Linked DNA regions of Mus musculus: all the other regions are linked to region 1. Evidence: chromatin loops called from intact Hi-C (ENCODE). Cell type or tissue: left cerebral cortex. All regions are shown on one strand.

The links. A loop is a pair of places that touch in the nucleus more often than their neighbours do. Peaks named below come from ENCODE experiments on the same cell type or tissue, not always from the same donor. Only the 100,000 strongest peaks of a DNase experiment are listed, where the experiment ranks them.
Region 2: a loop joins it to region 1, with 2.0 times the contacts of the local background. A loop is called at or near these places in 15 of 42 quality-filtered maps.
Region 3: it touches region 1 in a loop (4-fold over the local background); 10 of 42 quality-filtered maps call a loop at or near these places.

The regions. Positions count from the first base shown.
Region 1 is chr2:30,269,157-30,271,656 of GRCm38, forward strand. Phyhd1 (phytanoyl-CoA dioxygenase domain containing 1) reads left to right here. Exons shown (of 11, transcript NM_001252570.1): 2 at 533-691. Among named protein-coding and RNA genes, the nearest start is that of Phyhd1, 3.6 kb to the left of the region's middle. In left cerebral cortex, a CTCF peak has its summit at 1,280 (motif pointing left); a DNase peak (open chromatin) is centred at 1,236; H3K27ac peaks cover 1,037 bases.
Region 2 is chr2:30,165,561-30,168,060 of GRCm38, forward strand. The region is part of intron 3 of Gm31080 (a long non-coding RNA gene); the gene reads left to right. Among named protein-coding and RNA genes, the nearest start is that of Gm31080, 4.2 kb to the left of the region's middle. In left cerebral cortex, a CTCF peak has its summit at 1,337 (motif pointing right); no DNase peak of the experiment used is centred here.
Region 3 is chr2:30,203,725-30,206,224 of GRCm38, forward strand. It overlaps Kyat1 (kynurenine aminotransferase 1), which reads right to left and starts at 2,123. Exons shown (of 13, transcript NM_001356474.1): 1 at 1,909-2,123. Gm31201 (a long non-coding RNA gene) reads left to right here and starts at 2,125. Exons shown (of 2, transcript XR_374214.4): 1 at 2,125-2,267. In left cerebral cortex, no CTCF peak of the experiment used is centred here; DNase peaks (open chromatin) are centred at 1,285, 1,725 and 2,113; H3K4me3 peaks cover 1,459 bases; H3K27ac peaks cover 1,099 bases.

The sequences.
Region 1 (2,500 bases):
AACAAGGGAGTTAGGCGGGGTCGGTGGTTAAGAGTGCTTCTGCAAGCATGAAGATCAGAGTTCAAATCTCAGCACCCACTCCATGAGCTGCACACACCTGCAGCTCAGATCGCCAGGGCTCACAGGCTGCCAGTCTAATGAAGAAAACAGCCTAGGTTCAAGGAGAGCCTCAGAAATAGAAAGTGGAAGAGGGGCACCGTATGTCCTCTCCTGATGCCCCTGCACATGCGCACCTGCAGTTCTCACACATGTTCTACACTCACACCTGCACTTTAACACACAAATGAGCAAATGTTTCCGTATGTCCCAAACCCATTGGAGGGCAAGAGCAGAGGCAGCTGCCACTTCCCCTTCCTCGATAAGATGCAAGCAGCCAGTACTGACGGCTCCTCACTAAGCACTGGATGCCCATGTCCAGGGTGGGGGGCAGAGCCATGAGCAGGACACTTGATCTTGGTTCGAGTTTGTGGTCCAACATGGATATAAGGAATGAGCGAGGGCGGAAGGAGCCTGAGTCTTGTCCCTGCTGCAGTTCCAGGAGGACGGGTTTCTGCTGTTGGAAGGATTCTTCACAGCGGATGAGTGTGTGGCCATGCAGCAGAGGATCGGTGAGATTGTAGCTGAGATGGATGTCCCTCTGCACTGCCGGACAGAATTTTCCACCCAGGAAGATGAGCAACTTCAAACCCAGGCAGGTACCTGGGGCGCTGAGGGTGGGCGTCTGGTTTTGGTGGGTGCTCAGTCTTAGGCAGCAGTCTGGACTGGACGGGAGGACCCTAAGGCCACACACAGACTTCTGACAAGGGATCAGACCTCAGCCATCTGTATGCCGGGTACCAGGCTAAAGAGCTGTGCTGTATTCCTCCACACTATGAATTTATAAGGTGGCTATTATTATTCTCGCTTGGCAATGGGAAAAGCGGGGCTTTTCTCTGGGTAATATTGTGCTGCTCCAACCACACAGTTTGTAACTGATAGAGACTTGAATCCACCTCTCTGATATCAAATGATGCTGGTCGTTGACCTGCTGCAGTTTCTCAAATTCTCTGGTCACAAAGAACTCTCTGTGACCAGAGTGAGCCCTGTGATAGGCCACTCTTGGGTGAGTCATCTCCCAACCAGACTAGGAAGGCCTCTTGCTTCCTCAGACTCAACACAGTTTGGCAGGATAGGTGGTTCTTCCAACCAGTTCCCTTAACCCTTCTTAGTCTGAATTTTTTAGTGGTTCAGGCAACAGGGCTCACCTTATACTGATGCCAAGGGGCTTCTGCCATCTGGTGGACATAAATAGAATTACAGCAGCCAGAAACTGCTTTCTCCCAGAGAGGGGAGGAGGAAGGATGGAGGCTTCAGAAGAAGACACATAACAGACTGAGAATTTTTCCAACTAGCAGGACAGACACACTCTAAGGAATGAGGGGGCCGAACCCTGTCCCTCTCCCTAGTTACTTACCGAGAAGACTCTAACAGTCCGGTGGTTGCAGAGGTAGGAATGTTGAAAGAAGAAAGGGTGATGTTAGAGATATGGCTCATTGGTTGAGCATACTGGCTGCACTTCCAGAGGACCAAGGTTCAATTCCCAGCTCCCAGTTCCCACATGGTAGCTCATGTACTTCCAGTTCCAGGGGCCCAATACTCATACAGATATACACGTGGGCAAAACACCAATGCACACAACACAGGACACAGAGGCAGGTGAATCTCAGTGAGTTCTAGGCTGGTCACTCTACAAGGTGAGTTCTAGGATAGCCAGATACAGAGGAATTGTGTTGAAAAAAAAAATCAAAAACAAATGAAGAAGAGGAGGAGGAAGAAGAAGAAGTGGAGATGGTGGTGTGGTTTGGGGTGCTGGAATTGAACCTGGGTTCTTTTTTTTTTTTTTTTTCTTTCCTTTTTTTTTTTTTTTTGGTTTTTCTTTTTTTTTTTTTTTTAAAGACTTATTTATTTATTATATGTAAGTACACTGTAGCTGTCTTCAGACACTCCAGAAGAGGGCGTCAGATCTTGTTACAGATGGTTGTGAGCCACCATGTGGTTGCTGGGATTTGAACTCCTGACCTTCGGAAGAGCAGTCGGGTGCTCTTACCCACTGAGCCATCTCACCAGCCCTTTTTTGGTTGTTTCGAGACAGGGTTTCTCTGTAGAGCCCTGGCTATCCTGGAACTCACTCTGTAGACCAGGCTGGCCTCGAACCAGAAATCTGCCTGCCTCTGCCTCCCGAGTGCTGGGATTAAAGGCATGTGCCACCATGCCCGGCTTGAACCTGGGTTCTTAAAAGAGCTCACTGAGCCATCTTCCCAGCCCTAAGAAGCAATGACCTTGCACTTAAACTTTGCTCTTTTCCCCGGCAATACAGCTGCAGTGCTGGGCGGAGACAGGGAGAGGCACCTTCTGTAGGAGACACAGCAAGGTTTTGTAATGTATGTATTGCTAGCACTGTTCAGATAGAATATTTGCTTGTTTGTTTTGAGACAGGGTCTTATTTTATAGCCTTGTTTGT
Region 2 (2,500 bases), 100 kb before region 1:
TTTCTCCTAACCTCTCAACCCTCTGGAGCTCTTTCTTCTTTCTCCCCCCCCCCCCCCAGACAGGGTTTCTTTGTGTAGCCCTGCCTGTCCTGGAACTCACTCTGTAGACCAGGCTGGCCTCAAACTCAGAAATCAGCCTGCCTCTGCCTCCCAACTGCTGGGACTAAAGGTGTGCACCACCACTGCCCCGCTGGAGCTTTTTCTTAATATCTGGTGCTGCCTGATTAAAAAAAAAAAAAAAAAAAAAAGCTAGAGTGACTGTTGCTTTTGCTTCTGGTGATGCAGGGTCCATGGGGGTGTACTGTTGAAATGTCTTCAAAAGCTGCAGGGCTTTCATTTTCTCTCTGCCTAATTTGTGGACCATCTTGCAAGCACTTTGAGACCTGACAGAAGAGTCTGATGGTAGACCAAGATGGTCTTAACTTTAATTGTGTTAAAATCCCAATCTGGGAGAGTTAGGGGAAAGCAAGCATCAGTTGCTGCTTGGTTACTGATGGGCTCCCCTATGGGTCCAAGAACAAGCTTTCTGCCTCTTCTGTGGTGAAGGGAACCTGCAGAATGTGGTAGATGTAGCCTGTCTCATGTTAATACATCCATCAAAGTTCAAGTCACTTAATTCATCACAGTCCTCTAGTCAAAGTCACTTCTTCAATGTCATCTTGTAATGAGAAACACAAATACAACACACAAAACACAACAAATGAGAAAAAAAGGAGAAACAACCAGAAAGTGGTACACACACACCAGAAAAGAACCAGATTGGTGGGTGTCCTGGAGTCCATGCCCACCCCAGACTGAGACTCAGGATGTCTCCTGGACCCACCTTAGCCACAGTTCCCAGATACATCTATCTTTTGTTTTGTTTTGTTTGTTTGTTTTTGTTGTTGTTGTTTTTGTTTTTCGAGACAGGGTTTCTCTGTATAGCCCTGGCTGTCCTGGAACTCACTTTGTAGAGCAGGCTGGCCTCAAACTCAGAAATCTGCCTGCCTCTGCCTCCCAAGTGCTGGAATTAAAGGTGTGCATCACCACTGCCCTGCAATACATCTATCTTTAACTGCAGTCATCCACAGGTATAAAATCAAGGCCTTGTTCCCAGATGGGTGAGGAGCCCATGCCTACCCAAATTGAGGCTTGGGAGGTCTCCTGGCTCCACCACAGTCACTGCTTCCAGACACATCTGTCGTAAACACAAACTGGCCACGGAAACAAATTTAAGGCCTTGTTCTCAGAAAGATGTGCCACCATTTGGAGTCAGCAAACAGAGAAAGGCACAACCAGAACCAAAACCAACCAAAACCAGAAAAATACAGTTTGCAGTAACAAGTGCCAACCAGAAGGTGGCGCTCTCACACATGACAACTCATAGTACTGCACAGATGTTTACTGAGACCTGTAAAACTTACCATGGCAGTATAAGTCATTTATCTTTACACAAGTTTTCATTCCACTCTGTAGATCTCACAGAAAACTTCTAACATTTAGACAAATTAGCCGCCACACAAATCACAAGCTTTTGAGCCACTTTGCAAGTACTCACTTGCTCAGACCTCATAGGAAGCTTCTGACACTCAGATTCCTTAGCAGGGCTCAAACCTAGAAGAATTGCCATGGCAACACAAGCCACCAGTTTCCACACAAATAAATCATCTCAGCATGACTGGAAGAGTTTCACATTTACCTTTACACAAGCTTGTTCTGTTCTGTTCTGTTTGGCAGATTTCACAGAAAGCTCAGACAAATTCAGCTCTCAGACAGGCAAAAAGCAGGAACTTTAACATGGTATTACAAACATAAAAAACAAAAATACCTAGACTGGTTTTGCCCCTCCAGATTGCTAGTCCTGTGTATCATGGGGAACTTTTCAGCCAACACATCAAAATGTAGTGCCAGGGAATGTGATTAACAAAAACAAGACAGGTGCCGGGCGTGGTGGCTCATGCCTTTAATCCCAGCACTTGGGAGACAGAGGCAGGTGAATTTCTGAGTTCGAGGCCAGCCTGGTCTACAGAGTGAGTTCCAGGACAGCCAGGGCTACACAGAGAAACCCTGTCTCAAAACAAAACAAAACAAAACAAAACAAAACAAAACAAGACAGGAGCTGATCTGATGCATCTCACAGCAGGGTCTTCATTCTATTTGAAGTCCCCCGACCCCTATCCAGTGCACCACTTTCATGCAAGAGGGTTTTGGTGGTGGTGGTGAACCCTGAATATCTATCAGGTCAAGGCTTTATAATAAGCAGCAAGTGGGGAGCAGGGGAGGGTTAAGCGTGCAAGCATCTAATTGGAAAGCTACCGTGACTTTTAACATAAATGGCTGGTGCTGGAGTCATATCCTAAATTTATATTCCTGTCATCAACTGCATCAGTGGTCGTTAGGCAGGGGGTGGGCTTGTAACCTGGGGGTTACCTTTGTTGTTTGTTGGGGGAATAACCTGGAGACACTGGTCTTGTTGGGGATTAGTCTAGAGACTGGAGCTAGGCTTGGGTTTTGTTGGGGG
Region 3 (2,500 bases), 65 kb before region 1:
GCATTCAAGGCAAAGTAGTTTGTTCCAGTTGGACGCTCTGGTCCCTTGAAGAATGTTCACATTTTCTCTGCCAGGAAACGGCCACTCACTGACACAACACTACCCACGGTGCCCAATGAATTGGGACGGGAGAAGCTTGGTTAAGACCTGTCCCCATTTCATGACAAGGAAAAAAAACCCTGAAGTTTGGCCTTAGATGTAATGGTCCCAGCTCCAATATTGCACTAGCTATGGAACATGGGTTGTCTTGACTTAGTTTATCCATCTGTAGAATGAGTACAGCAGGTCCAAGAGAGCCGGCCCTGCTCTAACAGTGTGCTCTTTGCTAACCCCTTAGGACCTGAAGGGAGGCTGGGCAGGCATGCTACACACTTCTCTGTCACAATCTTGGAGAATTCCCCCTCTAACTTCACCCAGTCTGGTTCCTTGTACTATACAAAAGTTTTCAACACGGGCTGGTGAAATGGCTCAGCGGGTAAGAGCACTGGCTGCTCTTTCGAAGGTCCTGAGTTCAAATCCCAGCAACCACATGGTGGCTCAACCACCCATAATGAGATCTGATGCCCCCTTCTGATGCATCTGAAGACAGCTACAGTGTACTTTTTATAATAATAAATAAATCTTTGGGCTGGAGCGAGCAGAGGTCCTAAATTCAATTCCAACAACCACAAGAAGATTCACAACCATCTGTACAGCTACATAAAATAAATAAAATAAATCTTAAAAAAAAAAGTTTTCAGGGCTGGAGAGATGGCTCAGCGGTTAAGAGCACTGACTGCTCTTCCAAAGGTCGTGAATTCAAATCCCAGCAACCATATGGTGGCTCACAACCATCTGTAATGCAATCTGATGCCTTCTTCTGAAGACAGCTACAGTGTACTTAGATATAATAATAAATAAATCTTAAAAAAAAAAGTTTTCAGCACAGGAACTGACTGCCAGGTTGTCTGTTGCTCTCACAGAAACATAGGGTGGAAACAGTGTCCTGTTGGCTGTGAGACCCTGAGCTCCCTACTAGGTCGACTACACAGGAGATCCAAAAATTAGTGCTAAGGCTCCCAGGAAGCAGAGGGAGAGACCTGGTGTCTTCAAACCCTCCTGCGGGTGGGAGGGGAGTGAACATCTGTGGGAATCCTTTTCCAAACTCTGTGCCTCACCCATTGGTAAACAGAACTGGTGTGTATAAAACGGTGAACCCACCAGCGGGGCCACCTGGTGTCTACCATTGTGGTCACATTTGTTCATAGATGATACTCCAGGTCTATGGAGGACTGTAAGCCTTGGAGTCCACCTACGCGGGACAGCCCTGTTCTCTTTCGTTCACCCTCTCTTTCAGCCTCTTTCAGCCCCATTTTTCCTGCAGGTCATGTGGCATGTCTGTGATATGCCTGGTAGAACATGGGTTTTGCACATCTGACCATAGCAGGCTTCAGTAGGACTGAAGGCTATTCTTTCTGTCCCATTAACTTAAAAAATATTATTATTATTATTATTATTATTATTATTATTTTAACCTAAGTTATCTTGGAAGTTGTCCCACATTAGTACATGAATCCAATTGCCGTGCAGCCCGGGAACCGACAGAACCCAGAAGGACCCACAGAGACTATTGGCGCTAGCTCTGCAGGCAATTCTCCGTTAGCGCAGTCTGCATCTTCTTGGCCAGGACTACCTTGGGAGAGTGGACGTGGGTGCAGAGAGAACTAGTCTAACTGGTTCTGTGACTGAGTGTAGAGCTGCCAAGACCGCGTGTGCAAGTTTTTCTCAGGGGATAGATCCTTCTTTCAGAGAAGCTACACATCACATACAAACAGGAGCACATGGATCAAAGAGCTACAGCACTCGCAAACCTTAGCTAACTTCAACACACGATCTAGATGAAACCCCGCACGGCAACCAGGAACTGACCTGCTTCAGCAAACAATAGCGCTGCTCTGTCCAATAACCCGCGACCCCAAACGTATTCCCAAGGTTGCAGAAGTCTGTTCCTTTAAAGAGGCCGAGCCCTAGATGGGCTACTTCCGCCCAGATGCAGCTTAGCTCAAGAGAACTGTCAGAAGCAGTGCGAAGCTCTGTGTGCCCTTTAAAGACTGGGCGACAGCCTAGGATCCCCAAGCATTTGCGCTCGGTGACATCACTTCCGGGGCGGAGACCTAAGAAGCGGTACAAACAAAACAAGGAGCCAAAGACCCACGGCGCGACTGGCTGTGGGTAGCCAGACCCAGGACTAGGGCTGCCTGCGTGGCGGCCGAGAACAGCGGGCCTTGGTGAGTGGGTCGAGTATGGAAAGGGACGCGCTGTCACCTCCCTGAATCCAATGACGCGGGCCCGACCTCCGCTCGCACCTCTCACCCGAGTTTCCGCCGCGGTCCCTGCAGATCCACGCCCCTCCGCGCACGTGCACCTTCCCAGAGGTTCCACCCGGGCTCCCCTAGTACTTGGTGCCGAACTCTTTCCTTGAACCCCTCCCTCTTTCTGATCTGCGGGACTATTCCCTGGT